2 separate regions of the Mus musculus genome follow, and region 2 is linked to region 1. A link is a loop called in an ENCODE intact Hi-C map of the cell type or tissue named here. Cell type or tissue: gastrocnemius. All regions are shown on one strand. Links, peaks and the distances in the headings refer to the core of each region. The heading gives the core; the rest is flanking DNA.

Region 1 (15,499 bases), core at 7,797-10,296:
CCAAAGCACGCTCAATCTCTGCACAGCCCAGCCCCGTACCACCCACCTTCTCTAGCTGCCCAGCTCCTGAGCCCTTTGGGGAGCTTCCAACCCCCGCTACAGCCCCGCTCGTCACCATGCCTGTCACCATGCCTGCCACTCGCCCTAAACCCAAGAAGGCTCGGGCCGCTGAGGGGTCCGGTGCCAAAGGTCCCCGGAGGCCAGGGGAAGATGACGAACTGCTTGTCAAACTGGACCATGAGGGGGTCATGTCTCCCAAAAGCAAGAAGGCCAAAGAGGCCCTCCTCCTGCGGGAAGATCCAGGGCCGGGGGGTTGGCCAGAGTCCACAGGGCTGCTCAGCCTGGGCAGCTACTCACCAGCTGTTGGCAGCAGTGAGCCCAAGGCCACCTGGCCCAAGGGTCTGGATGGAGACCTCACTCAGGAGCCCGGGCCAGGTCTTCCTTTAGAAGATCCTGGCAACTCCAAAAACCCAGACAAGGCCCAGGCTGAACAAGATGGGGCAGAGGAGTCAGAGACCACTTCCAGCAGCAGCAGCAGTAGCAGCAGTAGCAGTAGCAGCAGCAGCAGCAGCAGCAGCAGTAGCAGCAGCAGCAGTGGTTCGGAGACAGAAGGCGAGGAGGATGCTGAGAAGAACAGGGAGGATGGCCGGGGTGCAGGGGGCCGGACCTGCAGTGCTGCGAGCTCCAGGGCCTCTTCTCCTGCCTCCTCCTCTTCTTCCTCCTCCTCCTCTTCTTCCTCCTCTTCTTCCTCTTCCTCCTCCTCTTCTTCCTCCTCCTCTTCCTCCTCCTCTTCCTCCTCTTCTTCCTCTTCCTCCTCTTCCTCCTCTTCCTCTTCTACCACAGACGAGGACTCTTCTTGCAGCTCAGATGAGGAAGCAGCCCCTGCACCCGCCGCTGGTCCCTCTACCCAGCCAGCGCTCCCCACGAAGGTATCCAAGCCACCTAGCAAGGCACGTTCCTCAGCCCACTCCCCAGGCAAGAAGGCACCCACCACCACCCAGCCACCGCCCCAGCCCCCACCCCAGCCCCAGCAGACTCTTCAGCCCAAGACCCAGGCTGGGGCTGGGGCCAAGAGCCGACCCAAGAAGAGAGAAGGCGTACACCTGCCTACCACCAAGGAGCTGGCCAAGCGGCAGCGGCTGCCGTCTGTGGAGAACAGGCCTAAGATCGCGGCCTTCTTACCTGCCCGGCAGCTTTGGAAGTGGTTTGGCAAGCCCACCCAGGTAAAGTTCCTAGAAGGGAATCATGGGGGTGAGGGGGTCCTGAGTTCCAGAAGGAGCACCCTGGATTCCAGAATTCACTTTAACCCAGAGTCCACGTCTTGTACAGAGTGGCCCTGCCCTCATATTTCACAGCCTTCATTTTGAAGCTGAGTGTGAACCCTGCAGGGACCCACACAGGCTCTCCTATGATGCTCAAGCCAGAGAAAGAGACCTTTCCAAACCCCTCAGCAGCCAGCATGCTTGTCATATCACCCCGCCTTTGAACCTCAAGTTCTGAACCCTGAAGCAGCAAATGACCAGAGTGAACACCTTTCCCCGGCTCGCACCCTACGTAGACTCTAAAGCAAGCAACCTCTGTGTTGCGGGTTGGGGGTCATAACTCTTCCCTGACAGTTGGCGACGGTCTTCCAGAAGCCAGTTCTAAGCACCCCCAACCCACTATCATCATCTATCAACCTACATATGCAAAAGGTCCATACACGTGCACACACCTGCTCGTGCATACTGGCACCAAGTGCTCACACGGATGCACATTCAGGCACACATGTGCATGCACGGGTGCTATTATGAATTGAACAGTGCTGACTCCCGTCCCACCCCCCACCAACCACACACTGCCATGTTTTGAATACTCCATCCACGGTAGTGGCGCCATGCTGGAAGTTGTAGAAACTTGTGGAAAGTGGTCCCTGGCACAGTGGGTCCCCGAGGATGTGGTTGTTATTGCTGACCACTTCCTGTCTTCCTGTTCAACTGAGACATGAACAGCTGCCACATTCTCTCCTCGCCAGCGGTTTTACCCAAGCACATCGCATCAAATAACCCTGAAGTAGACCTTCGGAAAGCATGAGCCAAAATACGTCATCCCTCCTTTTTAAAGTTTTCTTGCTTGGAAAGGCGGTGGCGCACACCTTTAATCCCAGCACTTGGGAGGGAGGCAGAGGCAGCTGGATCTTTGAGTTGGAGGCCAGCCTGATCTACAGAGCCAGTTCTAGGACAGTCAGGGCTACGCAGAGAAACCCTGTCTCAAAATAACAACAAAACAAAGTCTTTCTTCTTTTTTTTGTTTAATCTATCAGGTATGTGGGTAGCAGTGGGGAAAGTGATTATAAATGGAGCACGGGGATGTGAACCCATGACATAGGACTACACTGGAATACAGTCATACATGTTCACCTACACATACATGCAGTATACATGGGACAAGGTACTCATGGATACACTTCCGGTGAGGGTATTGCCAGGAGCTATTCTGGAAGCTTCCATGTCCACCCATGCCTGTGGGTGGAGAGATTCAGAGCCCAGTGTGTTGCCCAGGTTCCCTTCCCTCACAGTAACAACATTCCCTCTGTATAGCTGAGGACGAACTTGAATGCCTGATCCTCCTGCATACTGGGGTTACAGCCACGTACTACCATTTCCACATGGTGACATCCTGAGGATGGAAGCCGGGGCTCCCTGCATGCTGCCTGAGCCGAGCACCAGTCCTAGACACCATTGCTCTAGTCTCCTGTGAAGCGCTGGGTGTCCTAGTGAGGAAGCCATCCAGGAATAAACTGCTCATAGCATGTCCGGCAGGCAGCAAAGAAAAAGGGGAGCGTCCTAGGCCTTGAACTCCCTTGAGGGTGTTCCTTGATGACCTACTGACCTCACAAGTCCCACCCTTCTGCTTCCTCACTTCTTCCCAGTAACTCCATCCTGGATAGCCAAGACCTACACCAGAGCCTCTGGGAACAGGCAGTAACTGAGCCTTAGTAGCCAGGCTCACCTGTAGGGTTTCCCTATTCACAGGCCCTTCCTGGACTTGCTCTTAGCCTCCCCGTGCCTAGGCCAGCGTCCCCTGGCTGTGTGTCCAGCTCTGTCGGGTGTCCCTAGCAGTTGGAACCCCTTTTCTGCCCAGTTGTGCTACTTCAGCAGATAGGAGTTGGGGATTAATAGGGATAGTTTGGGGGTACCTGGTGGCCTCCCTCAGTGTTTGAGGACACCCTGGCTCATGTGTGTCATCAGCTCCTAAGTTCAGTGAGGCTGGAGAGGTGGGCGTTCAGTGATATCAGAGTCAGGGGCCATTTTCTTTACCGCCCCCCCCCCCATTTTCAGTGGCATATTGAGGAGTTCCAGGTTCAGTGAGAGAGCCTGTGACACATGTCCTTAATTCCAGCATTCAGCAGACAAAAGCAGGCTTACCTCTGTGAGTTTGAGGCCAGCCTGGTTGGCCTACATAGTGAGTTCCAGGACAGCCAGGGCTACATCATGATGCTCTGTCTCCAAGAAAGAAGGAAGGCCCAAAGGGCTGGAGAAATGGCTCAGAAATTACTAAAGCACTGAGCCAGGGTTTGAATCCCAGCACCTACATTGGTGGCTCACCAAGGCCGGTAAACTTTAGTTCCAAAGGCTCTGAAACCTTTCTCCTTTCTCCTGCCTCTGTGGGCATCTACACACTCAGAAGCACATGCACAAAGACACACACAATGGGTGGATGGAGAGAATAAAGGAAGATCCCTCTGCCTGCCGCATACATGCACCTGCACACGTGTAATCTGCATGCACATATATGCATGTGTACGTGTACACAAACACGTACACTCCCCCTTGTTGCTAGGAGAAACTACGTGAGATGATCAGCTTGTGAAAAGGAAAGGTTGGTTTTGGCTCATTGTCTCCACCCACCACGAGCTGGTTCCGGCTCCATCGTGCTGGTTCCGGTTCCATTGCGCTGGTTCCGGCTCCATCGCGCCCGCCCGAGAGGGCTCAACTAATGCAGGAGCACAGAAGCTACTCTTGACTGGCAGGAGATAGAGAGGAAAGAGCAGAGGCCTGGTAGCTCCTTTTAAGACCGCACCTCCTGTTACCTGCTAACTCTTGTCAGACACTAGCTCTAAACTGTGTTCCACTCCCGCAGTAGCGCCTTAAGTGTGAACTCAAGGGTAGGCGGGAGCGCTTCCAAACTGAAGCTAAGGCACCCCTTCCATGCAGACCCCGAGGGTTCATGGCGGGTGACTCAGGTCCAGGGATCGGGGATCCAGATCTGCCCAGACCGCCTGGTGGGGTGTCTTGCCTTTGGCTCTGTGGCTTCGGGTACAGTGCTGGGCTCTAGCTGTGGTTTTTCACGTCCCGCAGCGGCGAGGCATGAAAGGCAAGGCTCGCAAGCTCTTCTACAAGGCCATCGTCCGAGGCAAGGAGATGATCCGAATCGGTGACTGCGCAGTCTTCCTGTCAGCCGGCCGCCCCAACCTGCCCTATATTGGCCGGATCCAGAGCATGTGGGAGTCCTGGGGCAACAATATGGTGGTTCGTGTCAAGTGGTTCTACCATCCGGAGGAGACCAGCCCGGGCAAGCAGTTCCATGAGGGCCAGGTGAGTGTCCCTGATGGGAACTGAAAGAGTCCCTGGTGTGTAAAGGTAGACCCATGGTGTTTCATTTCTGTTGATGCTAAAATACCCTGCCGGAAAGCAGGAGTAAGGATTTTCTTTTAGCTGACAGTTCTTTGTTATAGACCAGACAGACAGACAGATAGATCAGCTCTGTGGGGAGTCACAGTGGCAGGAGCATGAGGCAGCATGACTGTTGACAGTCAGGAGCAGAGAGAACGAACGCATTCATGCTTAGTGCTCAGCTTGCTTCCTCTACTCCTGTAGTCCAAGGTTCCCTGTGCAGGGAATAGAACCGCCCACAGTGGACTAGGTCTTAATTAACAAAATCAATATAATCCCCATCAGATGTACCCACAACCCAGTCCGACTTAGTGCCTGATTGAGACTCTTCCCAGATAAGTCTAGGTAGAATCAAATTGGCAATTAAAAACCATTACACCGGGCTGGAGAGATGGCTCAGCGGTTAAGAGCACTGACTGCTCTCCCGAAGGTCCTGAGTTCAATTCCCAGCAACCACATGGTGGCTCACAACCATCTGTAATGGGATCTGATACCCTCTTCTGGGGTGTCTGAAAACAGCTACAGTGTACTTTCATATAACAAATAAATAAATCTTAAAAAAAAAAAAACATTACTCCATTTGTGGCTGGGCATGCTGTGGCCCTACCCGTGGAAAGGCTGAGTAGTCCAGGGAGTTTGTGCAGTGGGCCTGGAATCTCAGATGGGAGGAAAACAAGGCTAAGACTTCCTCTTATCCCTCCCTCCCCCAGCACTGGGACCAGAAGTCAGGGCATAGCCTCCCTGCAGCCCTGCGGGCCTCCAGCCAGAGGAAGGACTTCATGGAGGTAAGACGCAGCAGTGGGCTCTTGGTGCTGGCTGAGGGCAAGCTCCGTCCAGATGGGGTGGGCCTCGAGCTTTCTGCTCTGCCCCTCCTAGCCTCCCTTCCTCTCTCCCTCCCTCCCTGCCTCCCCCATCCCTCTCTCTCATCTGTGGCTCTGGGCTGCTGGAGTCCCTGTCTCTGTCCCATCTGCTCACTGAATCTGCCTTTGTCCTGGCGTCTCCTCGTCTCCTAGTGCCCCTTTCCTTTCTGTGTCTTGCTCTGGCATTTGCAGGCATATCTGTTTGTCTCTTCTTCTGTTGTTTCTTTTACTTTTCTTTCCTGTATACACACACACACACACACACACTTTGGTACCTGGGTGGCAAGTGTGCATGCAGGTGTGGGTAGAGGTTCACTGTCACTATTGGGAGACTTCCTGACACCAAACCCAAAGCTCACTGATACAGCTGGTCTTACTAGCCAGCTTGCTCCAAAGGTCCTGTCTCTGTGGTCCAAGGCTGAGATTTCAGGCGGACTACCACACCCATCTACTGCTTACAAGGCTTCTGGGACTCTGAACACAATGGGGATGGCATTACATCATCCTGTGTTCCCTTGCTACCTGTTTCCCTCCATCTCTTCATCTCTCTTGGTCTCTGTCATTGTCTCTCCATCTGTTGCTTGTCCCTCTTTGTTCCCATCTGTCTCTCTATCCATCTGTCTCTGTCTCCAGGTCTCTGCCCTTAAGGCATCCCAGGGTCTCCCTGATCCAGGAGGGTTCCCTCCAGTCCCTAACACCCACTGTGTCCCCACAGCGCGCCCTGTACCAGTCCTCCCACGTGGATGAGAACGATGTGCAGACAGTGTCCCACAAGTGCCTGGTGGTGGGCCTGGAGCAGTACGAACAGATGCTGAAGACCAAGAAATACCAGGACAGCGAGGGCCTCTACTACCTCGCGGGCACCTATGAGCCCACCACAGGCATGATCTTCTCCACGGACGGCGTGCCTGTGCTCTGTTGAGCGCCGCCCACCCAGCGGGGCCCACAGAGACCCCCCCTCCCCACCACTGCCATGGCGCGGGACCACGTGTGTTGTGTGCATGCCAGTGTGCTTGTGGGCGTGTGCATGTGGCCAGGTGGACGCCCCAGGCAAGTGTGAGTGTGTACATGTGTGTGCCCGTATGCATGCACGTGTGTGCACACATGTGCACACATTTCCAGACCCTTTCTGGTCATCCCCTGGTGCCCTCATGCTGAGATTCCCCCCCCCCCCCACCTCAGCTATCAGGGTCCGGCTCTGCTGTCCCCTCAGGGTCACCTCAGCGAGGAGGACTTCCCTCCGGCACTTTGTCTGCGCTCAATGAGGCTGCCCTCTGTGCTCTGGGCCTGTGTAGACTCTTTGATTCTGTGGATGGGGTAAGGGAGAGTTCCAAGGACCCAAACTGGTGTTTGGTGTAGAGTTCAGCCACACCCAGCACGGAGCCCATCCAAGACCTCCTACCATGGGGCGGGGGGGGGTGGGGGGGGTGCCCAACGCCAGCCAGCTTCACCAATCACCCGGGGCATCCGGGTGTCCGTATGCCCGGCCTCCACCCTCTCAGGACAGCCTGGAATTGGGGAACAGGGAGGGCAGCCCAGGAGCGTCACCATACCCCGTGGGCCCCCCCAGCCCAGACCCTTACACTACAGAAATCCCCAATGGTGCTGAAATCCGCGCCCACGCCCGGCACGGCCCGCCCGGCACGGCCCGCCCGGCACGGCCCGCCCGGCCCCTCCACCAGGAGGATCCGAAAGGTTACCTGTACAGTTTCCTGTAGCCTGCCCCTGTATCATACACCTTTAAATGGAGTCAACTTTTTAATTATATATATAAAGATAAATATATATAAATATATATATAAACTTTTTAAAACTGTGAAAAATAGCTATGAAATTATAAAAAAAAACACATTCTGACGTGCAGAATATTATTTTTTATTTCCTGTTAGATCGTGAATGTCTAGCACCGGCTTTATGCCTCTCCCCCACTCCCCTGTACCCGCACCCCTGCCCATGTGTACTGTATGTGCCCCCAAATGGATGAGAGATGGAAATAGAAAGAGGGGGCCCGAGCCCAGCCCCCAGCTCAGCCCGAAGCACTTAACCAGTCCCCCTGTGCCTGCCAGACCCCAGTGGGGTCCCCGGAGGCTTTGAGCAGACAATCTTGAAGGAAGGAAAAGCCAGATTTCGGTTTTGTTTTTTCTTTTCTTTTTGGGGTGGGGGTAATTACTGTTTCCTGATTTTTTTTTTTAAGTTTCTTTTGGAATTTTGTTTGTTGGCAAATTCTGTGTGATCTTTTTTCATAAAAAAAAAAAAAGGAAAGAAAAAGAGAAAAGAAAAAATTTAATTGGAAAAATACTATGTCTTTGGAGTGACTTATTTTGGGGTCCTGGAGTGAATGGTAGAATCGGTGTAGAGGATCCAGGCGGGGCTCCTGTTCTGGAGCACCCAAAGATGGAGAGAGGCTGGAACCACACAACACTGGTTGTCAGTGACAGGAGCCCCACGTGCCGGGGAGGGGGCGGCAAACTAGAGGGTACGGCCTGGAGCTGTTCTACTGGGCACAGAGATGAGTTTGGTCCAGCATTTCAGGAAGTTCTCGAAGCCAGAGTGATCTGTCTTGTTTAAAATTCAAGAGCAAGGGCCAGGAGAGATGATGGCTCAGGAGTTAGGAGTGCCTGCTGCCCTTGCAGAAGAACTGGGTTCAGTACCCAGCACCCACATGGCAGCTCACAACCATAAGTAACTCTAGTTCTAAGGATGTGACGCCCTCTTCTGACCAGGTTTCATGTGGTGCATATACATGCAGGCAAAACACATAACTCTAAAACCTTCTCAGAGCTACAGGTTTTTAGGAAGATGCCTGCCTGAGTCCCATAACCATAAAACAAGCAAGCAGGCATGGCTGTGCCCTGGCCCCCCGAGCCCCCCCTCCCCCGGGAGCCCAGTGCTGAGTATGCCAGTCCAGCCAAACAGCAAGCCCCTGGTCAGTGAAAACATGTCACAGAGTGGGTGGTGCATGAGGGTTGACACCTCAGGATGCCTGCTAGCCTCCACATCCAGGTAAACATAGGGGTCCAACCCACATGTGGAAGGGTCAGGGTCACACACCCGTGTCTGGGTGGGGAATAGTTCTGGGGCCTGTGGAAGCTAGATTGGAGGACTGGCCAGCCAGAAGTGTAAATCTGCACGGATAGACAGGGTGGGGGTGGCAACTAGTGGTAACGTGGGAAGGCGGGGCTAGAGGTTGCAAGGAAGTAGGTGGTGAGTGGGAAGAGTCACATTGTTGCCATCTAGCGTCCACCTGTGGTATTACCACAGCCTTGGTCTGGGACCCTCAAGGGTTGCAAAGCAAGTCTCTGAGGCTACAGGACTTTCAAGTCCCCATTTTCCAATTCCATTCTTTGGGGATGCATAACAGGGAAAGGATGCCTCTGGACCTGGGGAGGTGGCTCAGTGAGTTACAGCATTGGCTATACAAGCAGGAGGACTGAGTTTGAATCCACAGAACTCTTCTAGAAATTAGTATGGCTAGCGGGGCTGGTAACAGGTGGATTCCAGGGGCTCACTGGCCAGCCAGTCTAACCTAAATGTTGGGGGACAGGTTAGGTGAGACAAGATGGTGTAGTGATAATGGACATTGGTTGTCTTCTTGCTTCTGTGCACACAAGCGCACACCGCACACACATGCACACACACAGCAACACCACACAGGGAGAGAGAGAATATGTCTCTAAATTGTCACCAGACACGCATGCGCATGTGCACACACACAGACAGAGAGAGAGAGAGAGAGAGAGAGAGAGAGGAGAAGAGAGAGGGGAGGGGAGGGGAGAGGAGAGAAAGAGAAGAGGAGGGGAGGGGAGGGGAGGAGAGAGGAGAGGGGAAGGGAGGGGAGGGGAGGAGAGGGGAGAGAGAGGAGAGGAGAAAAGAGAAGAGAAGAGAAAAGAGGGAAGGGGAGGGGAGAGAAAGAGAGGAGGGGAGGGGAGGGGAGAGGAGAGAAGAGAAGAGAAGAGAAGAGAAGAGAAGAGAAGAGAAGAGAAGAGAAGAGAAGAGAAGAGAAGAGAAGAGAGAAGAGAAGATGTCTCTAAATTGTCACCAGAACTGGGGACTGTAACCGGGAAGAATTCATTACTGGCTTTGAGCAGCCTGACTCCCAGACCCAGAGGGGGTAGAGCCAGGACCAGCACACTCCCCGTTTTGAGCTCTTCCTCCTGTGAGCCAGATGTAGAAATCCATATCTTTTCCTGTCCTCACAGAGGCAGCGGTTGCTAAGGCCCGTGCAAGCCCCAGGTGCTCAGCACTAGGCAATCATCAGTTCTAAAAACACCTAGCTCAGGACAGGTGGGACCACAAGTGTCTCAGCATTGTGGGGAAGACACCCCATCAGGGCCCCATTTTAATCTCCCCACCCTACCCAGTGGCTCACTTCCCAGCCCTCCCCCCACAAACACTTCCTCAGGACAGCGGTGGGCAGTCTCTGCCATATTTAATGGCCAGTGCGGTAGTCAGAGAACACACAGGTAGACAGGACACAGCAGGGACTGGTACAGGGTGGTCACGGCTGGGGCCACTGTGTGGAGAGGCAAGTGTCCCGGCTCAGCAAAAGCTCTCTTTGGCAGGAGGTCCTCCAGCCGATCCTGGCACCCACGAGTCCAATCCTCACCTTGCAGCCACTTGCCAGGGTTTCAAGTGTGTCGTGTCATCACTTGACTCTCGGTGGATGGGAGTGGGGCGGCCTAGGTCACGAGTGGACCTCAGCTGTCCCTGCATGATGGGTAAGTTGGATGGAACAGGAAAGAAATGGGACGTCCCTGTTAGCCGTGGCCCTTAGCCTGTGCTCTAAGAGGGGTGGTGGTGTGCATGGGGAAGTCCTCCACCTAAGGTGGGTGCACCTAGGTCATCTCTGTTGCTATGACTACAGGAGGCCTGTGTATGAGGAATGAGTTTTCCAGACTTGACGCTTTATGTGTGCGGGTGCAGGGGTAGGGCTGTGAAGAAGTGTCTAAGAACAAGAAAGGGACAGAACGGAGTTGGGGACTTTCCTCCAAGATTTCTAATACAGGGAGGTGCCCCCTGACCAGTAAATGAAAACCACATCGAAGACCATGGAACCACACAGTGGGGTCACACTGAAGGGAGTCAGCTCAGACTGTGGCCAGCCATTCCGAGTGGCTCTAAGACTGAATAAACGCCCCCTTGATGTGTGACAGATGCTGGGCCTCTGGACACAGAGGGTGAAGGGCAGGTGTCTGACCAAACACAGGACACGGGGAGGCGGTGCCCTGGGCGGTGAAGACAAGTTCCAGCTGTTTTGGACAACTGGGACAAGGTGGCAAGGTGGCGTTAGTGGCTTAGGAGGTGGCCAGGACCCCGCAGGCACTGAGGCAGGGGTGGGAGGGTCCTCAGGCCTTGGGGTAACTGGCCCAGGCAGCTCTTCCTGGGCAGGGGGCAGGATTGGGTGGGCCCGGCTCAGGGACCGACAGGGATGGAGTCGTTGGCGGCGGCGGCGGTGGCTGTTTGAAAGCAGCTGCCGTGGGCATCTCGGGTGAGGCTGTAGGTGCAGTAGGCCACAGCAGAGCCCAGGGTCAGCCCCGACATGTAGGACACAGTCATGGTGTTTCCTGTGGACGAGAGTGGGCTAAGTTAGAGGGGCTGAGGCTGCGCTGTGCTAGACAATCTCTGTGGCCATGGCTTCTCACATGTGCACTGTGGTGACAGTTGCCAGGGCTCCAGAGACTGTGAGACTGCGCTCTACCACTGAGCCACACCCCAGCCCCTCACTGGGGGATTCTAGACAGGGGCTCTACCACTGAGCCACACCCCAGCCCCTCACTGGGGGATTCTAGACAGGGGCTCTACCACTGAGCCACACCCCAGCCCCTCACTGGGGGATTCTAGGCAGGGGCTCTACCACTGAGCCACACCCCAGCCCCTCACTGGGGGATTCTAGACAGGGGCTCTACCACTGAGCCACACCCCAGCCCCTCACTGGGGGATTCTAGACAGGGGCTCTACCAGTGAGCCACACCCCAGCCCTTCACTGGGGGATTCTAGGCAGGGGCTCTACCACTGAGCCACACCCCAGCCCCTCACTGGGGGATTCTAGACAGGGGCTCTACCACTGAGCCACACCCCAGCCCCTCACTGGGGAATTCTAGGCAGGGGCTCTACCACTGAGCCACACTCCAGCCCCTCACTGGGAGATTCTAGGCAGGGGCTCTACCACTGAGCCAAGCCTCCAGCCCCTCACTGGGGAATTCTAGGCAGGGGCTCTACCACTGAGCCACGCCCCAGCCCCTCACTGTGGGATTCTAGGCAGGGGCTCTACCACTGAGCCACACCCCCAGCCCCTCACTGGGGGATTCTAGGCAGGAGCCCTACCACTGGGCCAAGTCTCAGGACTTTTGCACACATGGCTCCCTCTGCTTAGGTGCCATTCCTTGCAGCTTCCTGTATCTGTCTCCCTCATTTCTTCCTCCAGGATTTTGCTCAAAAGCCATCTTCTCAGAAAAATTTTGCAAGATTGTTTTCTTTACATCATGGCTCCCCAGTCCTTTCATCTGCCCTAACTTCTCAGACTAATAGCCCCTAGGACTTACAACCATGAAACATAACACATCTGTCTGTTACCTCGGTTTATTGGCCATCTCTATCTCAGAACTGTAACCCCGCAAATGTGGGCAGCATCATGTCCCGCTGCTTAGGAGAGCGCTAGGTGTACAGGCTCAAGCCCTTACTGTACGTGGGTCCCACGGGTCTTACCTGCCAGTTCCCGCTGCTTGGGGCTCACTTTTCCAGCTGCCAGGATCATGGGCACACTGCCAAAGTAGCCATTGCTGATGCCCATTAGCAGCGAGAAGACACAGGGCCAGGCAGGGTGGCGGAGGGCAGGCATGCCACTGGGGTACACACACAGGATGAAGAGGGGGATGAAGACCACACGCAGGCAAGAGCAGGCGAGCAGGTGAGTGCCCCGCCACTCCACGGGCAGGGCTGCCAGGATCTGCAGAGAGCAGGGAGTCTGGGATTACCCACCTAGCCATAAGCCCGTCTCTCTGCCAGCCAGGCCCTCCAGTTACACCCTGTGCCTGACAACCTTGACTGGGTCCAGCTTACCTTACAAGAGCCGCACCATCTCATAACCTGCCCCCTTTACAGTACTGGTGATAGAAGGTGAAACCTGGAATATGCTAGACAAACACTCTAATGGTGAGCTATGCTTCTGGTCCCTCCCAACACTTCCCTAAAGGATTCTAGACAGAGGCTCTACCACTGAGCCACGCCCCAGCCCCTCACTGGGAGATTCTAGGCAGGGGCTCTACCACTGAGCCACACCCCCAGCCCCTCACTGGGGGATTCTAGGCAGGGGCTCTACCACTGAGCCACACCCCAGCCCCTCACTGGGGGATTCTAGGCAGGGGCTCTACCACTGAGCCACACCCCCAGCCCCTCACTGGGGGATTCTAGGCAGGGGTTCTACCACTGAGCCACGCCCCCAGCCCCTCACTGGGGATTCTAGGCAGGGGCTCTACCACTGAGCCACACCCCAGCCCCTCACTGGGGATTCTAGGCAGGGGCTCTACCACTGAGCCATACCCCAGCCCCTCCCTGGGGGACTCTAGAGCACTCCTGGTGAAGGGCTTGTAATGTAGCTCAGTGGTAGAATGCTTGCCCTACAAGGCCAAGGCCCTGGGTCCCACCCTGCATACTCCACAGTATTCAGCAAACTGACTGCAAAGAGACGTGAGCTTGCAGCATGGCTAGGGTGCCACTCCAGCCCTATCTACTTGTGTGACAGACGTGCTGCCCAGCTGGCAGCCTGTGCCTGTGTCATCCTCAGACAGATCCACTAGTGACTGTGGGGCAGGAGAAATCAGGACTGATTCTAGCCTGAAGCACAGTTGATACCAGAGAGACCAGGCAGGGGCTAGACTCCACAGGACAGTGTTAGAGATGGTGACACTCATGGCTACCATTCTTCCAACACGTACCCTCAGCCTGGCTTTGCTCCAGAAAGACCAGAGCCTTACTAGGGTTCCCCAAAGCCACCCTGAGGCTCACCTTGCCCACAAAGTCTGACAGGTTGAACACGGCCATCACCAGGATGGGCAGCCACTCCCCCAGCACGCAGTGGCGGATCTCGGACTCCAGGCCCGGAAACAGGCACAGTGTAATGAAGTAGGTTACCGCAATGGACAGCATGTCGGCCCAGATGACCCGCGCCACGACGTATCGGTGCAACAGCAGGGCTTGTGGGGGGAGGGGAGTGAGGAATGTTAGAGGCTGGCGCTCATGGGGCCCCTGCTGTCTCAGCCCGTGTGACAGCCACGGACGCCACCGGACTCCACAGTATCACGTTACCTCTGAAGGTGGGCCAGCTTCGTTTGACTCGTGGCCGGGGCACATCAAAACGCATGTAGACCCCACTGTTGCTGTGCGTCACCTCATGGGCCGGGCTCTCCTTCGGGGACCTGCTGCTGGATAGGGCTGGAGTTTGGTGCTCCTGTGTGTCAAAGAATGATGGGAGTCATGGGTTAGATACCCAGAGCAAATGGTGGAGCCACAGTCATCTAGACATTAAGTTAGTACCTGCTGTGTGCACTTCCTTATCAAGGGATACTATTTCCCTTGATTCCCTCCACCCAGCCTTAAGTCACAGAGCCTTAAGTCACACAGCCCTGGAACCTGAGCTGGGGCTGGGTGGAAGGGTAATGCAGGATGTGACCACCAGAGGGCGCTCTATCTTCGCAGAACTGCAGATTGGCTAACCCAAGGAGTTGGTAGTAAGAAGTAATGATCTGTATTGGGGTCCTCACAGAGGCAACCCCTGAGCTGTAATGGAAGGGAGCGTATTATAGGGTTCCCCTGGCTTCCATTAATCATACTTTTGAGGTTCTGTTAATCTGCCACAGATCCCGGGCTCTTCTCCCTGGCCATAGCTAGAAAGGCCTCACTTCCTACTGTCCCAACAGGGAGTCATGGAAGGTGGTCCACAGAATGGAATTTCTCAGGGTACAGAAACAAACCTGCAGCTTGAGATTGAGGGATCAATAACAGGGCCAACGAGGAACTCTTCAGGCGCCTGTGTGGGAGAAGGAGGCCAGGCCAGGCCAGGACACTTACAAAGTGGATGTCTCCGGATGCGACATCGTGGTGCACTCGGTAGCCTGCCTGGACGGGGCGGCTGTCACGGGGCCGAGTGGTATAGTAGAGCACAAAACGGCTGCGCCGCACCAGCAGATGCAGCAGGAAGCACAGGAGCTCCAAGCCGGCAGACACCAGGAAGAAGATGATGGTGCTGGCCCGCTCGTCCGGGAGCAGCAGCTTAGTGAGGATTCGACTCAGAGAGATCATCACCCCTGCCGTGCCTGGAGGGGAGGCAGTGGCACATCAACATTCCCTGAAGCTTCTATCACCCGTGCCACCCTCCGATGCTCTACCGCCCTTGCTCCCACCCCACTCCACCCCATCCACCAGCCCTTCCTCACTGGGTCCTCTCTGCTCCATCCTTCTACTGTTCTGGGCCCCCCACCCACAGCACCTGGTCCATACTGGTCCATCATCCTACAAGACCCCACAGCCTGCACCCTGTCCAAGCGATGGCTCCTCCTAGCCCCTCCCTACATTGCCAAGCCCCACCAGTTACCAGTTACATCTTGTCTGGGCTTCTCTCTAAGCCTTCTCCAGCCACTTGCAACCCCTCTCCTTGTCTCCCTGCCCCCAGCCCTGATGAATCTGCTCTCACCAGCCCCACCCCTCAGCTGCCTGTCTATCCATCCAGCCTGCCTCAGCTCCCCTTCCCCCAGGGCCCCCCACAACCCCTGTCTGACTCTGCCATCCACTCACACACCATGGGCACCATCACTGGGCTCTTGTTGGGCATCCTGCCTTGAGCTGCTCCCTACAAGGAGGACACAAGGCTCCTGCCTTCCTAGGCTTGATGGCAAGAGGCCACAGACAAGCCACAGAAACACATAACAGTGGTACAGGGTGTACGCCCGGGCAGAGGATGTGGCGAGAGGGGGAAGGATCGGAGCATCT
Region 2 (15,499 bases), core at 8,437-10,936, 130 kb before region 1:
AAACCAAGGTAGTACTTACGAACACTGGTACTTACAAGAGTATGCTCAGGGGGATTACTTTGTCACCTACAAAAGCGGTAAAATGTAAATGTTAGGTCATGGGGAGATGGCTCAGTCAGTAAAGTGCTTGCTTGCCTTGTGACCATAAAAACCCACCAAGTGATGGTGGCGCATGCATTTAGTCCCCATAGAGGCAGAGGCAGAGGCAGAGGCAGAGGCAGAGGCAGAGGTAGCAGGAACACTGAGTTCAAGGCCAGCCTGGTCTATAGTGTTGAGTTCCGATGCCAGCACTTGCACAGTGAGCGGGGATTGGAGAGGCAGTGTGTGTGTGTGTGTGTGTGTGTGTGTGTGTGTGTGTGTGTTGGGAGATGGGGGTGGAGCTGGGCATCTATAATCCCAGCACTGGGGAGGCTGAGAAGGGGGAATCCCTGGGGTTTGCTGGTCATTCAGCATTGTTGGTGAGCTCCAGTTTCAGTGGGAGAACCTGTCTCAAAAAAAACAGATTAGCACTGGAGAGATGGCTCAGTGTAAGAGCACTGACTGCAGCCGGGCGCACCGCACACCTTTAATCCCAGCACTTGGGAGGCAGAGGCAGGCAGATTTCTGAGTTCAAGGCCAGCCTGGTCTACCGAGTGAGTTCCAGGACAGTTAGGGCTATTCAGAGAAACCCTGTCTTGAAAAACCAAAAACAAACAAACAAACAAAGCCAACCCAGAACAGATGGGACACTAGACAGGGCAGTCAATACCTTAAATCCCAGCACTCAGGAGGCCAAGACTGGTGGAGCTTTGTGACTTTGAGGCCCATTTTATCAACATAGTCAGCTCCAGACTACTCAGGGCTGTATCATGACATTTTGTCACAAAAACAGGGCTGGAAGAGCCGGACATGGTGGCGCACGCCTTTAATCCCAGCACTCGGGAGGCAGAGGCAGGTGGATTTCTGAGTTTGAGGCCAGCCTGGTCTACAGAGTGAGTTCCAGGACAGCCAGGGCTATACAGAGAAACCCTGTCTCAAAAAACAAAAAAACAAACAAAAACAAACAAACAAAAACAAAACAGGGCTGGAGCTTTTGGCCCAGTGGCTCAGTGGTTAGGAGCACTGATTGTTCTTGTAGAGGACTTGGGTTAGATTACCAGCACCTACATGGTAGCTCACAACCATCTATAACTCCAGTCCCAGGGCATCTGATACCCTCTTCTGATCTCAGGGGCCCCAGGCATGTACACGGCCCACAGACATACAGGCAGGCAAAAGGAAAAAGAGAAATTGAGGAAGATTCCAGATGTCAACTTCTGGCCTCTCATGCTTGCAGACATGTGGGTTCACGAATACACACACCTCCAGACACAAAAGAGAAGGCCTTCTATTGGCAAGATTATGAGCTCCTGTGTCCTGGGTGGGAATGTCAGTTGGTTCTGCTAAGACATGTGGAGGACACGGGGCTGCAGCTCCTGAGATCATGAACTCATGTATATCTGAGGAGCAGTTCCACCTTGGGGAATTATCTCAGAGCTCACTGCACAGGTGCAAAGTGACCGATATATAATGTTCATCAACATTACACGTAATTGCCAAAGTCTGAAAGTATTCTAAATGTCCAATCACAGGGGATGAGCGAAATAAATTACACAGGTCCATTCAGCTACCAAGTATGACTGAGGCAGAAGTGGGTACAAAGAAAGAACATGGCAGACAGAAAATATTTCAGGGCTGGCGTGGGCTCAGTAGGAGACCATGGGCCCTGGGTTTTATCCGCAGAGCTTTCAACAAAGAACTATCTCCCAGGACTGTTGAGATGACTTGGAGTAAGGACACTTGCCACCTGTGCTGACAACCTGAGTTCAATCCCTGGAACCCACATGGAATAAGTTCAAGGGCAACTCAGGATTTCGTGTGAAGTCCTGTCCAAAAGCCAACCAAGCCATCACCCGGCAGAGTGGCGCACGCCTTTAATCCCAGGACTCAGGAGGTGGAAGCAGGTGGACCTCTCTGAGTTTGAAGCCAGCCTGGTCTACAAAGTGAGTTCCAGAATAGCCAGGGCTACATAAAGAAACCTTGTCTAGAAAAAACAAAAACAAAAACAAAACAAGCAAAAACCAAACAGCAACAATTTGAGGTCAACCTGGGCTACATAAGAGCCTATCCACCCAGTCTCTGCTAACCCTAACCCTAACCCTAACCAGTTAAATAAAAATGATCAGTTAAAAAAATTCACACCTCCATAAATGTCACAGAAAAACTGCCAAGATTTCTAAAAGCAACTTTTGAATTCTGGCAACGATCCAGAGGCTGGCCATACACTGCATATTTATTGAGGGGGGCTGGGGACAGCCAAATCTCAGCAGCAAGGGGAGCTTCGTGACATTTCCCCCTCGCCCTGGTCTGTTCCTTTCTCTCCAGCTCAATGAAGCCCACATTCCTGGCTCTCGAAGGAATTGACAGCTCAGGGGCTCTGATACCTCATTCTCCAAACCAGACACGACAGGACAGGCTTGCTAGATCCCTGAAAGGCACCTTTCTCTGAATAAACTCAAGATCTCCCTGCATTACAAACTTCTCCCCAGACCCATTTGTCAAAACTATTTACAGCCAGGTGTTTTCTGTTGCAGCTGCCTCGGGCAATCGATGGTAGTTAACAGACTGACTAACAGACCCCTAGACAGACTCAAGTCATACATAAATAATAAAGAAGCCAGCCACGGTGGTACACAGCCATAATACCAGCCCAGAAAGATGAGAGAACGGCCAGGGAGATGGCTCAGCAGGTAAAACTGATTCTGGTGCAAGCCCCATGACTTGTGCTCCTTCCTCCAGTACCAGGTATAAAGCTAGATTTGGGGGTGTGCATCTATAATCCCAGCAGCCCAACACCGAGATGAGAAGCAGAGATAGAATTAAAAGGTTTGTATGCTGAGCAGGAAATAGGAGAAACCCATTCTATCTCAAAACAAATGGAAGGGGCTGGGCATGGTGGCGCAGGCCAAGCCGGTGGATTTCTGAAATTGGGGCTAGCCTGGTCTACATAGCAAGTTCCAGAACAGCCAGGATTATGTAGACAGACCTTATCTCAGAGGAGAGAGAGAGAGAGATCCCATTAATGCTTGAGTGGTAGATGGGGTCACTGTGTGGTATCCTCACCCTCCACTCATGAACAGCTAGCCCTGTTCTGATGAGCCCCCATTTCTGAAATTTTTGCCTTCATGTACAACAGAAACAAGTGATTTGACCATAGAGGCTGTCTCCTTAACAGCTGAGGCTCAGGAGTCAATGTATTTTGAAGAGGCCACCATGTATTTCACTAAGTAGGAATGAACCACCCAGACATTCTCGCAGAAAGCCCTGTCTGTACAGGGCTGGGATGCTGGAGGGCTTTGCACATGTGACTTTTGGGGGGTATATCTTAAAAAATGTTCAACTAGCTGAAAGATTAGTAAGGTCAATGAAGGCAAACATCCCTCCATGCCTTCATGCTGACGGACAGGAAAATAGCTTGGCCTCTGGCCTTGCTGTACCAGCTGCCTTTGAAGGGGATTCGAGATGGCTCAGCAGTTAAGAGCACCGACTTCTAGAGGTCCTAGAGTTCAATTCCCAGCAACCACATGGTGGCTCACAACCATCTGTAATGGGATCTGATGCCATCTTCTGGTGTGTCTGAAGACAGCAACAGTGTACTCACATACATGAAATAAAGAAATAAATCTTTTTAAAAAAGGATACAGTTTTCTTTTTCTTCCTCCTCCTCCATATATATATATATTCATATTCTTCTTTCTTTCTTTCTTTCTTTCTTTTTTTTTTTTTTTTTGAGACAGGGTTTCTCTGTGTAGCCCAGGCTGTCCTCACTTTGTAGACCAGGCTGAACTGGAACTCAGAAATCTGCCTGCCTCTGCCCCCTGAGTGCTGGGATTAAAGGTGTGCACCACCACCGGCTTGTTTTGTTTTTTCGGGACAGGTTTCCTCTGTGTAACTCCTGCTGTCCTGGAGCTTTGATTTATAAACCAGGCTGGCCTCAGACTCACAGGGATCCTCCAGCCTCTGCCTCCTGAGACCTATCATGTGCCACTATAGCCAGAAAGATGCAGTTTCTTCTTTCTGCATTCTTGTCTGTTTCCACTGCACTGCTTTTTAGCTCAGTGAAGTTGTGCATTTTCATTCCCAGAGAAGTTATCCTCTGACCTCCACACACTCTGTAGCAGACACATACACAGAGATCAGATACAAAGTTATAGTAAATGTTTTTTAAAAATACAAGAAAGGAAGGAAGAAAGAAAAGAAAGACTGGAAAGATGGCTCAGTGGTTAAGGGCACTTGCTGTTGTTTAGAGGACCTACCTGGGCAGCTCACGGTTGCCTGGAACTCCAGTTCTAGGGGACCTTCTTTTGGACTCTGTGTGTACCTGTATTTGTGCACACGCTCATGCACACACACACACTAAATTAAAACTTCATGAAGAAAGAAAAGGAAGAAAGGAAGGAAGGAGGGAGGGAGGGAGGGAGGGAGGGAGGGAGGGAGGAAGGAAGGAAGGAAGGAAGGAAGGAAGGAAGGAAGGAAAGAAGGAAGGAAGGAAGGAAGGAAGACAGACAGGCAGGCCAGGCATGGTGGTACCTGATCTAAGTCCTCAGGAGGCAGAGGCAGATGCATCTCTGTGAGTTCCAGGCCAACCTGGCCTATATAAGAGTAATTCCAGGTGGTCAGTGGTGGTGCATGCCTTTAATCCCAGCACTTGGGAGGCAGAAGCAGGCAGATTTCTGAGTTTGAGGCCAGCCTGGTTTACAGAGTGAGTTCCAGGACAGCCAGGGCTACACAGAGAAACCCTGTCTCAAAAAACCAAAAAAAAAAAAAAAAAAAAAAAAAAAGAGTAATTCCAGAATATCCCGGATTATATATTGACATGGTGAGAGCCTGTCTCAAAATAAATAAATAATCTCAATACTTAGGAGACAGAGGCAGGCAGCTCTTTGTGAGTTCAAGTACAGCCTCATCTAAGGGGGGAAAAAAAAAGAGACCGTTTGGAGTGGCTATTTTCAATATATTTAAAAGATTAAAGAAAATCGTGTCTGAACAACCAAACATATAACAGCTAAAAAGGGAAAGATCAAAGAAAGTGTCTGAAAGCGGACCACATGGAAATTCCGGTTGTTTCTGTGTGCTGCCACCACCACCAGTGATACATTTCTGTGGGATGGAGGCAGGCTTGTCACTGCGCCTCTGTGGAGGTTAGAGGGCTTTCTCTTTCCACCACGAGTTCTAGTTCTAGGAACCAAGCTCAGGCTTGGGCGGCGGGGATTTTACTTACATAAACAGTAACTAGAGACACAGTGCTCCCAAGTCCTCCGACCTTCTCACAGCTGCTGTGGGAGTCCAGACCTGGAAATGAATGGTAGTGACGACTACCCACACTCCGTTCCTCCACATGCACTTGAAGATGAGAAGCAGTGTGCGTATTGTATCACAATTATTTTAGAAGGTTAAGGATAGAAATGTAGCTCAGCTGTGGTGAGTTTGCCTAAAATCCCCCAGTGAGGGGCTGGAGGTGTGACTCAGTGGTAGAGCCCCTGCCTAGAATCCCTCAGTGAGGGGCTGAGGTGTGACTCAGTGGTAGAGCCCCTGCCTAAAATCCCCCAGTGAGGGGCTGGAGGTGTGACTCAGTGGTGGAGCCCCTGCCTAGAGTCCCCCAGTGAGGGGCTGGGGCGTGGCTCAGTGGTAGAGCCCCTGCCTAGAATCCCCCAGTGAGGGGCTGGGGTGTGGCTCAGTGGTAGAACCCCTGCCTAGACTCCCCCAGTGAGGGGCTGGGGTCATGGCTCAGCAATAGAGTGCTTTTCTAGCATGCACAAAGTTCTGGGTTTGGACACCAATAAATCCAGCAGTTGCAGACACAGACACAAACAAACAAACAAACAAGCAAATAAATTTAAAGAAAAAGAAGGGGGGGAGAGGGGGGGGGAGAGGGGGGGGAGGCGGCAAGCAGGGTTTGGGGCCTGAGAGGCTGGAGGTTTATGCAAGGATGGTGGACTGGCCCTTGTCAGATGAGAGTTGCTGTCAGTCCATACCATGAGAACTGTAAATCTATTCCACTTTTGTTTCTTTGTGACAGGATCTTGTTATGTAGCCCAGGCTGACCTTCAGGCTGACCTTGAACTTCAGATCTTCCTGCCTCAGCTTCTTTAGTGCTGGCATTACATGCTTATGCTCAGAAAGACCTCTCTCTCTCTGTATCTGTCTGTCTGTCTGTCTCTGTCTCTGCTCTCTCTCTCTGAGGACTCACTATGTAGCCCTGACTAGCCTAAAACTCACAGAGACCCTCCTGTCTCTGCTTTCCAGACGCTGAGATTCCCAACACCGCCATACCTTGTCTGTCATTTTTTTTTTTTTAGCGAACGAACATATATTTATTATAAAATGAGAAAACTCTTAAGAATAAGCGGGGCTTCACCGTCTTCCCACACTCAGGCTCTTCTCTTGGACCGCAAACACCATGAGCAACAACCTACTGGGTGGAGCAAGGCCGGGGGAAGCTGTTTTCCTCCCGAGAGCCAACAGAACACACTAGGCGTCTAGGGCCCCTCTCCCCAGAACGCGCCTCGCTCCGTTGCTCTGGCAACCAGCGCCTCTTTATCAAACTGCGGAGAAAACCCTGAAGGCCCCACCTGTTCTCCAGTTTGTGATTTAGAGCTTTGGGTGTTTTTAATTGTAGGAAAACCGAAATGAGCAGGGCTCGCTCCCTCTGCATGGGCAAGATAAAGCCTCAATCTGCCAGAGCGCTGTCTGCTGGAAAGAAATCTCTTTCAATTTGCGGGCGACTTTCCAGCGAGGCTCTGGTGGCAGCGAGCAAGCTGGCAGTGCATGTGGTGACACACTCAGATAGAGGCTCTGCCATTTCAGGGGAGGGGGAACCTATCCCCATTAGGGAAGGCTGGGTCCTGGCCAGCCAGGTACATCTGGGATGGCATTCTACCAGGCTGGGAACCTAGAGATCCGAGGAGTGAGGCTCAAGGCTCCCACCGTGTGTCCCTCTGCTCCTTCTGACCCCTAACCTTTCTCCTGGCCACTCCACCCTGGCACTGCAGGTCCAGAGCTTGAATAGCATGGGATGGTGCAGGCTTTTAACCTCAGCGTGTCAGAGGCAGAAACAGGTGGACCTCTTGTGAGTTCAAGGGCAACCTGGTCTACGACGTAGTGAATTCTGAATTTCTGGGCCAGCCCAGGCTAAATATGAAGCCCTGTCATAAAAATGAATGAGTGGATAAATAAATAAGATGCAGCCTGGGGGGCTAGTAAGATGGCTTAGCAGGTAAAGGTGATTGCTGCCAAGCATGGTAACCTGAGTTTGAACCTCAGGACCCACAGAGTGGAAGAAGGAGAACTCTTTTTCTGACCCCTAAACACATTCTCTTTGTTTTGTTTTGTTCTGTTTTGGAGACAGAGTTTCTTTTTGTAGCCCTGGCTGGCCTAAGACTCACCCTGTAGACCAGGCTGGCCTTGAACTCACTGAGATCCACCTGCCTCTGCCCCTGCAGCGCTGAGATTGAAGGTATGTGCCACTACCGCCCAGCTCTCCACACACATTCTGTGGCAGGCATGTGCCCACATATGGACAGACATACCCCTACACACACACACACACACACACACACACACACACACACACACACACACACACACGAGCGCACAAATTCACTTAACATAATAATAAAAGTGTGAAATACAACTCACCTCTACCTGACACTGGTCCCACCTGACTCCTGAGGTGTTCTGTTTGCTGCCTGGAATCTCTGCATCAACTCCGGACCCCTGCATCAAGATACATTTGTTTGCAAAATACAGAAAGCCTAGCTCAAAGGTTTGATTTGATGCTCGGTTGGTAAAGTGCTTGCCCACCCATCTGTAACCCTAGGTCCAGGGGATTCAGCACCCTCTTCTGGCCTCCACAGGAAACTACACTCATGTGAACACACATATGTATACACACACACACACACACACACCAAAAACAAAACCAAGGGAGCTGGAGAGATGGCTTATTAATTAAAGGCACTGGATGCTTCTTCAAGGGATGTGGGTTCAGTTCCCACATAGTGGCTCACCATCAGCGCTGTTTAGCTCTTTGGGGATCCAGCGCCCTCTTCTGGCCTACCTGGACATTGCATACACATGCTACACATACATGTGAGCAAAACAGGCATACACATAAAAAATAATCAAATCTGGCTGGGCATGATGATGCACGTCTTTAACCCCAGCATTCAGGAGGCAGAGGCAGGAGGATTTCTGAGTTCAAGGCCAACCTGGTCTACAGAGCGAGTTCCAGGACAGCTAGGGCTACACAGAGAAACCCTGTCTTGAAAAAGAAAAAGTGGGCTGGTGAGATGGCTCAGTGGGTAAGAGCACTGACTGCTCTTCCAAAAGTTCTGAGTTCAAATCCCAGCAACCACATGGTGGTTTACAACCACCCGATATGAGATCTGACACTCTCTTCTGGTGCATCTGACAGCTAAGCTACATTGTACTAACTTATAATAAAAATATTTTAAAAAGAAGAAGAAGGGGGGCTGGAGAGATGGCTCAGCGGTTAAGAGCACTGACTGCTCTTGGGAAGGTCCTGAGTTCAAATCCCAGCAACCACATGGTGGCTTACAACCATCCTTAATGACATCTGACTCCCTCTCCTGGTGTGTCTGAAGACAGCGGCAGTGTACTTACATATAAAATAAATAATAAATAAAATCTTTAAAAAAAAAAAAAAAGAAGAAGAAAAAGAAAAAACCCCAAACTAACAGGTTGTTTGTTTGTGAGACTCCCACTCATATTTTCTGACTGAGCTTGACTCCAGGCAACTGGAATCACAGAAACCAGAAAAGGGAGGAGCCATTTAGTTGGCTCCCTCACCTACACAGCCCCATCCACTCTTAGGGATTCTGGGAAATGGCTCAGCAGCCTGGCACCCACTGCTCTTAGCTCCTCCACCTTTCCAGAGTTTGTGACTGTCTGCATGGGACGGCTTCTGTACAAACCATTTTTGTTTTTGAATTTTTCTGTTTCTATTTTTCATATACATAAATGTGTGGTGTGCACATGTATGGGTCTTTGCAAGTGTGTGGACGAGTGTGTGTATGGTGGAGGTGCAGATGCACGGGGAAAACCCATGTGATGTTGGCAGTCATTCTCCAGCTCTCCTCCACCTGATCCCCTGAGGTACCATCTCTCAATCAAGCCAGTCTGCTCTGGAGACCCCTGCCTTCTGATGCTGGGATTTCCTGCTCAGCGTCAACGTGGGCTCTGGGGATCTGAACTCTGGTCATTATGCTTGAATGCTCATCCTTTAAGCATGGAACCATTTTCCCAGCTCTGTGGGAGATTTAAGAATTATTTACTTACTTTTTTTTTTTTTTTTTTTTTTTTGAGACAGGGCTTCTCTGTGCAACCTTAGCTGTCCTGAAACTCACTTTGTAGACCAGGCTGGCCTCGAACTCAGAAATCCGCCTGCCTCTGCCTCCCAAGTGCTGGGATTAAAGGCGTGCGCCACTACTGCCCGGCAAGAATTATTTATTTTTATGTGTATGGGTGTTTCACCTACATGTATGTCTGTGCACCGTGTGCGTACAGTACCCTCAGAGGCCAGAAGAGGGAGCCAGATTCCGTGGGACTGAAGTTACAGACTCATGAGCCAGGGTGGGAGCTGGATATTGAATCTGGAACCTCTGGGAAAGCAGTTAGTGCTCAGAACCACTGAGCCAGTGCTCCAGCCCTATGCCAGGCAGTTTTGGCAGACGAGCTTCCTGGTACTGCTTTCGCTTTGCACAAAGCCTTTTCCTGCTCTATTCAAAAGCCACTTGGAAGTCCCTCACCTTGGGGGAATGAAGAGTGGTCAAATGAGACTCAGTGTGAACAGAGGTGTCTAAGAGAAGGCTGTTCCAAGAGCAGACACCCGGGGCCTGGGCGCCAGGCTGAAGGGGAGGGTCACCAGGTTGCCCTGGCAACAGAATGGGGGTATTATAAGCTCTTCTTCTGAGGGTTTTCAGGGCTGCAAATGCAGATCTGTAGAATCCCGGTTGACAAGGTGATGTGGGTGTGGGGTGCGGCTCTAGGCAGTAATGCTGTACCTGGAACCTGAAGGACTGAAGGATGGAGATGGGTAGGAGCTGCTGGACACTGGACACTGTGGTCTTGGGTGCACAAGCCCAGGACTGGGAGCACGTTCCTGCTTGAGTGACACACTATTCTGATCCAGCAGGGGCAGGAGGGTGATGCCAAAAACTCCCGTAGCCCGGCAGGGACCGAGGTGGTGTTCCCTAGCCTCCCGCTAGTACTGAAGTATATTCTTGAAGAGTGCTCCTTAAGAGTGCTCCCCATAGCTGGGGCTGTAGGGTGCACATCTTTAGCCTTTTAATCCCAGCACTTGGGAAACAGAGGCCAGCAAGTTCCAGGACAGCCAGGGCTACACAGGGGACCATCCTCACCCTGAAAAAAAAAAAAAAAAGAATGTTTCCCCAAAGTGATCTCAAATAGCTAATCTCCAAGAGTTCTCCTCAGTGGCACTTGGTAGTGCCCTCCAGTAGAACCTCTGTACCTCCCCAGTATGCTTCCCAAAAAGACTCAAGAGTACTCCCCACTAGTACCTGAGAGTGCTCCCTGCCTCCTGCCTCCCCCCCCCCCATAGTCATAGTCCGCAGTGGGGAATCTCCAGCTGATGTGAGCACAACACATCCATCTAATTAACTGCCTTCTAAAAACCACTTATAAATGAAATATATGTCCGAGAAACATCCTTTTGCAGTGGGCAGTAGAAACTGCAGAGACCGGAAACTGCTCCATTCGACAGCTCTCAGGTTTAAATGACACATGATGTCACCTCGTCCAAGGCTCAGGGAACATCACAGTCAGCTGGGGTAGAAAGAATGTAAGAGTCAGGGGAAGGGGTGGGGTGATGTGCTACACTGCCTCCAGAATTCAACAGTTACCTCTGACAAAGATTAGGACCAGAAATGCCAAGTCATGGAGGGAGGAGGGAGGAGGGAGGAGGGAGGAGGTCCTCCGTAGGTCCGCCCCTTTCTCAGGATCAATAGCTGGTTTATAGTTGTGGAGGCAAGATAAGATATCTTTTCAGAAATGTAGTCCTTCATCCCTGCCCCCCCCCAACAACTCTGATGACTCCCCCTCCCCCCTCTCCCTCCCTCCATCTCCTTCTCTCCCCGTCCCTCCTTCCTTCCTCCCCATCCCCCAAGGTGAGGAAAATAGGAAGAGAGCAAGTTAGGAAGACTAGAGATGGGACCAATGGGAGAAGGGGGGGGGGGGGACATGTGGATGAAATGTTATAATGAAATCCATTATATATAAATCAAACATTAAACCACATAAAAGAGTGCTCCCCAGCCAGGTGGTGGTGACACACACCTTTAATCCCAGCACTCGGGAGGCAGAGACAGGCAGATTTCTGAGTTCAAGGCCAGCCTGGTCTACAGAGTGAGTTCCAGGACAGCCAGGGCTACACTGAGAAATCCTGTCTTGAAAAATAAAAACAGGGTGGCGGCTAGCCGCTGTCTGTGGAGGCCACGGCTTGGACTAGGGGGGGCAGCGCTCCGCCTTGCCAGGCAACAGATGCCCAGCGTCTGTGCAGCGCAGCAGTTGAGAAGCAGCAGCCACCGAAGGAGTGAAGCACTCGCCGGCGCACCTCTGGATAATGTTCCCAAAGTATACCCCCCCAAGACCCAGCAGCTGGTCCAAGACATTGCCAGCCTTATGCTCCTGGAGATCTCAGACCTCAACGGACTCCTGAAGAAAACATTGAAGATCCAGGATGTCAGCCTTATGCCAATGGGTGGCATGGTGCCTGGTCTCGTCTCTGCTGCAGCACCGGCCTCTGAGGCGGCCGAGGAAGAAGACGTCCCCAAACAGAAAGAGCGGACACACTTCACCGTCCGCCTGACAGAGGCAAAGCCTGTGGACAAAGTGAAGCTGATCAAGAAGATCAAGAACTATGTCCAGGGCATCAACCTCGTCCAGGCCAAGAAGCTGGTGGAGTCCCTGCCCCAGGTAATCAAAGCCAAAGGTAATCAAAGATGGAAGCAGCCTTGGAGGCAGTGGGTGGCACCGTGGTTCTGGAGTGAGGCATGGTTATGAGGACTTACGGACTAGAGTTCTGGGATCCGGGCAAAGCATGCTCACCCTGATTCACTCCCAGCTGCTGTGGTGGGAGCAACAGCTAGTTACGCTGAGTGTCCGAGGTCTCCTGAGAGGGACAGGATGGACCTACTGTGATGGGGTGGGGCAGAACTCATGAGAGATTGCCTTGGGAACTTACCAAGTGAACACACCCTCTGGTGGCTACTGAGAAAATAAACTATTCAGGCTGGGGTGTTCAGTGAGTGGTGTGTGTGCCCAGGGCTGGGAGTATAAAGGACCACCTAGAAAAAAAAGAAAGAAAAAAGAAAGAAAAATAAAACAGTAACAAAACAAACAAACAACAAAAAGAGTGCTCCCCAACTGCTCAGAGTATTCCTTGAGAGCGCTCCTCCAAAATACCTGAGGGTACGCTGCATCAGCACCTGTGTGTACTCCCCAAAAGTGCCCCCCCAAAGAGGAAGACAAAACAGCTGACAAGAACTGTAGGGTCTCTGAGCTTTGGTGACCCCACCCCCTCATGATGGCTGTCAACCCCCCACATGCTGGCTGCCAGCTCCCCCCCCCCATGATGGCTGTCATCACCCCCGACCCCCGCTGGCTGTCAGCCTCCCTCCCCCAAGGCAGAGAGAAAGAAGAATGGGATCCTCCACAAGAGTGAAGAGCCACACCCTTCAAGACTGCTCAGAAAACACCAAAAGGCCACAGCTTCTGGCGCCCTTCCCTGGGTCCACTCACCAGCAGGTGAAGGGAGGGGCAAGGGTGACATCAAAGCAGCCGAGTATTCACTGGGACCTGCTGCTACAGTGCTTGAGGGCAGGCATGTCCCCAGCCTGGCTCCACTGTTCTTTCTGTGAAACCTTCAGCAGCTTCCTCAGACCCTCTGAGCTGCACCTGGTGTTCGCACTGGGGCTCACAAAGTAGACACACAAGCTTTGTTCTTCCCCGGGCCTCAGTTTCCTCTCTGTAAAGTGGAATGGCAAAAGGGGCTTCCATGAGGACCATTGGGAAGACACAGAGGGGCAAAGTAGGGCCTGGAATTCTATTCAGTGCACAGTAGGACAAGCACTCACTAGGTGCTCGCTACAGAGTAGGCAGCCACCATACATCAGGCACTTGGCACCAAGTAGACAGTCAGGAAGGGCTAGGCCCTTGGCACATGATAGATACAATGGCTCTTTGTGGTTGTCAACTTGACTACATCTGGAATTAAGTGAAACCCAAATGGCTGGGGACCCCTGTGAGGGACTTTTTTCTCAGATATCTGAAGTGGGAAGACTCACTGCTAATCTCGGTCTTTTGAGGTGGGAGACACACCTTTAACCTAACCCTATAGAAAGGACATGGAAGAAGGAAGCTTAGGCTCTGCCTGCTTGCTCTGACTTTCGCTGGCAAGCCTGTTCCTTTCCTGGCATCAGCCTACTCCTTCAGCCTATACTGAAGACCAGCTGAGACACCCAGCCTCGTGGGACCAGGCAACTACTGGACTCTTGGACTTTCATCCATTGGCAGCCATTGTGGGACTAGCTGAACCACACCCTGTAAGCAACTCTAATAAATCCCGTGTGTGTGTGTGTGTGTGTGTGTGTGTGTGTGTGTGTGTGTGTGAAGTGTGTGTACATATATACACATACATACATATGTAAAGTGAATATACATATTCATTCTGTACGTTCTGTTTCTCTAGAGAACCCTGACTAATACAGACAGCAAGCACACAGACTAGTCACCAGTAGATTCACAGCAGACAGTAGGATCTGTGTGCACAGCAAGCCATGGTACTCCCACCCCAGGGGGACGTGAGTTCTCCTAAGTAGAGACCCAGCCAAGCAGAGGCACCATATCCCTCCTGAACTGCTCTGGGTCGTGGAGGTCAGCGGCTAAGTGGCTCTGAAGATGAGCCGGGCTAATCCTCACGAGATGGGCGAGTGACTTAAGAAGATTGGAGCAGAAACCTAGACCCACAAACTCTATCTCAGATTAGAGATGAGAATCTCCCACCCAGGCGGGGCTGGGGAGATCTCAGAGCTGACCGCCCCACAGTACCACAGGGTTGCTTCATCCTTGAGGCCCAGATGGCCAAAACGCCTGTCTTATTGAAAGTGACAAGAAGGGGCAGGAAGGCCAAGCGTGTCCGTGAAGACCTGAAATCCAACACCCAGGTGGAGACAGGAGGATTAGAAATTCAAGGTCATCCACAGCTACATAGGGAGGCTAACCTGGACTAACCGAGACCCCTTTCTCAAAATGAACAAACAGAAACAAAAGCAAAGCAAAGCAAAACACAAAAGGAGGCTCCTGAACCCACGAGGTCACTTCAAGGACTTTGAAAGAAATGGCCTCTGCTGTGGAAAGCAGCCTGCGCGTCGCTGCAGGAGATGGAGCGATACGGCTTATCTCTTCCTTCGGAAGCCTTGTTTTCCCAAACGTCTCTCTATCTGTCGCAGGGAGACATGAAACTATCTGATCATGCACAGAATTTATTTTACTTTAAAATTTTTTTTTAAATTAGAGTATAATTGTACCATTTCTTCCTTCTCTTCCTTCCTTCCTTTCCTGGTACACTCACTTTACTCTCTCAGATCCATGGCCTCAATTTCTTAAACTGTTGTGGGATGTCTGTCTGTGTCTGTGTGTGTTCAGTTTATATAATGTTACTTGTATGTATATGATTTCAGGGCTTGCCACTTGGTATTGTGTAACTAATTTGGGGCTCTTCCTTGTGGAAGACTATTCTTCTGCCTCCCATGTACATATATTTTGCTTTCTGTGTCAGGGAAGGAACCGAGGGCCTCATGTACACTAGACAGAGCTCCATCACCGGGGATTCTAAGAAGGGGCTCTACCACTGAGCCACGCCCCCAGCCCCTCCCTAGGGGATTCTAGGCAGGGGCTCTACCACTGAGCCACGCCCCCAGCCCCTCCCTGGGGGATTCTAGGCAGGGGCTCTACCACTGAGCCACGCCCCCAGCCCCTCACTGGGGGATTCTAGGCAGGGGCTCTACCACTGAGCCACGCCCCCAGTCCCTCCCTGGGGGATTCTAGGCAGGGGCTCTACCACTGAGCCACACCTCCAGCCCCTCACTGGGGGATTCTAGGCAGGGGCTCTACCACTGAGCCACGCCCCCAGCCCCTCACTGGGGGATTCTAGGCAGGGGCTCTACCACTGAGCCACGCCCCCAGCCCCTCCCTAGGGGATTCTGGGCAGGGGCTCTACCACTGAGCCACGCCCCCAGCCCCTCCCTGGGGGATTCTGGGCAGGGGCTCTACCTCTGAGACTTACTTGCTCAACTTTCTCTATCAGTGCCTTTCTTCTTCTGTCTCTCTGTCTCTCTCTTCATCTCTGTTTTGATCTATCTTTGTCTCTTTATCTCTGACT

Evidence for each region. A loop is a pair of places that touch in the nucleus more often than their neighbours do. Peaks named below come from ENCODE experiments on the same cell type or tissue, not always from the same donor. Only the 100,000 strongest peaks of a DNase experiment are listed, where the experiment ranks them.
Region 2: a loop joins it to region 1, with 2.7 times the contacts of the local background. A loop is called at or near these places in 16 of 42 quality-filtered maps.

Annotation. Positions count from the first base shown.
Region 1 is chr5:142,716,919-142,732,417 of GRCm38, reverse strand. Slc29a4 (solute carrier family 29 (nucleoside transporters), member 4) reads right to left here. Exons shown (of 11, transcript NM_146257.2): 7 at 14,582-14,826; 8 at 13,820-13,961; 9 at 13,520-13,707; 10 at 12,221-12,461; 11 at 9,928-11,079. The coding sequence ends at 10,928. Tnrc18 (trinucleotide repeat containing 18) reads left to right here. Exons shown (of 28, transcript NM_001122730.3): 25 at 1-1,223; 26 at 4,341-4,577; 27 at 5,366-5,440; 28 at 6,231-7,816. The coding sequence ends at 6,437. Among named protein-coding and RNA genes, the nearest start is that of Slc29a4, 23 kb to the right of the region's middle. In gastrocnemius, for the core only: a CTCF peak has its summit at 8,760 (motif pointing left); DNase peaks (open chromatin) are centred at 8,007 and 8,729; H3K4me3 peaks cover 182 bases.
Region 2 is chr5:142,849,224-142,864,722 of GRCm38, reverse strand. Gm52793 (a long non-coding RNA gene) reads right to left here and starts at 10,433. Exons shown (of 3, transcript XR_003955824.1): 1 at 10,104-10,433; 2 at 7,717-7,794; 3 at 5,027-5,370. It also overlaps the pseudogene Gm15770. In gastrocnemius, for the core only: a CTCF peak has its summit at 9,622 (motif pointing right); DNase peaks (open chromatin) are centred at 9,646, 9,939 and 10,203.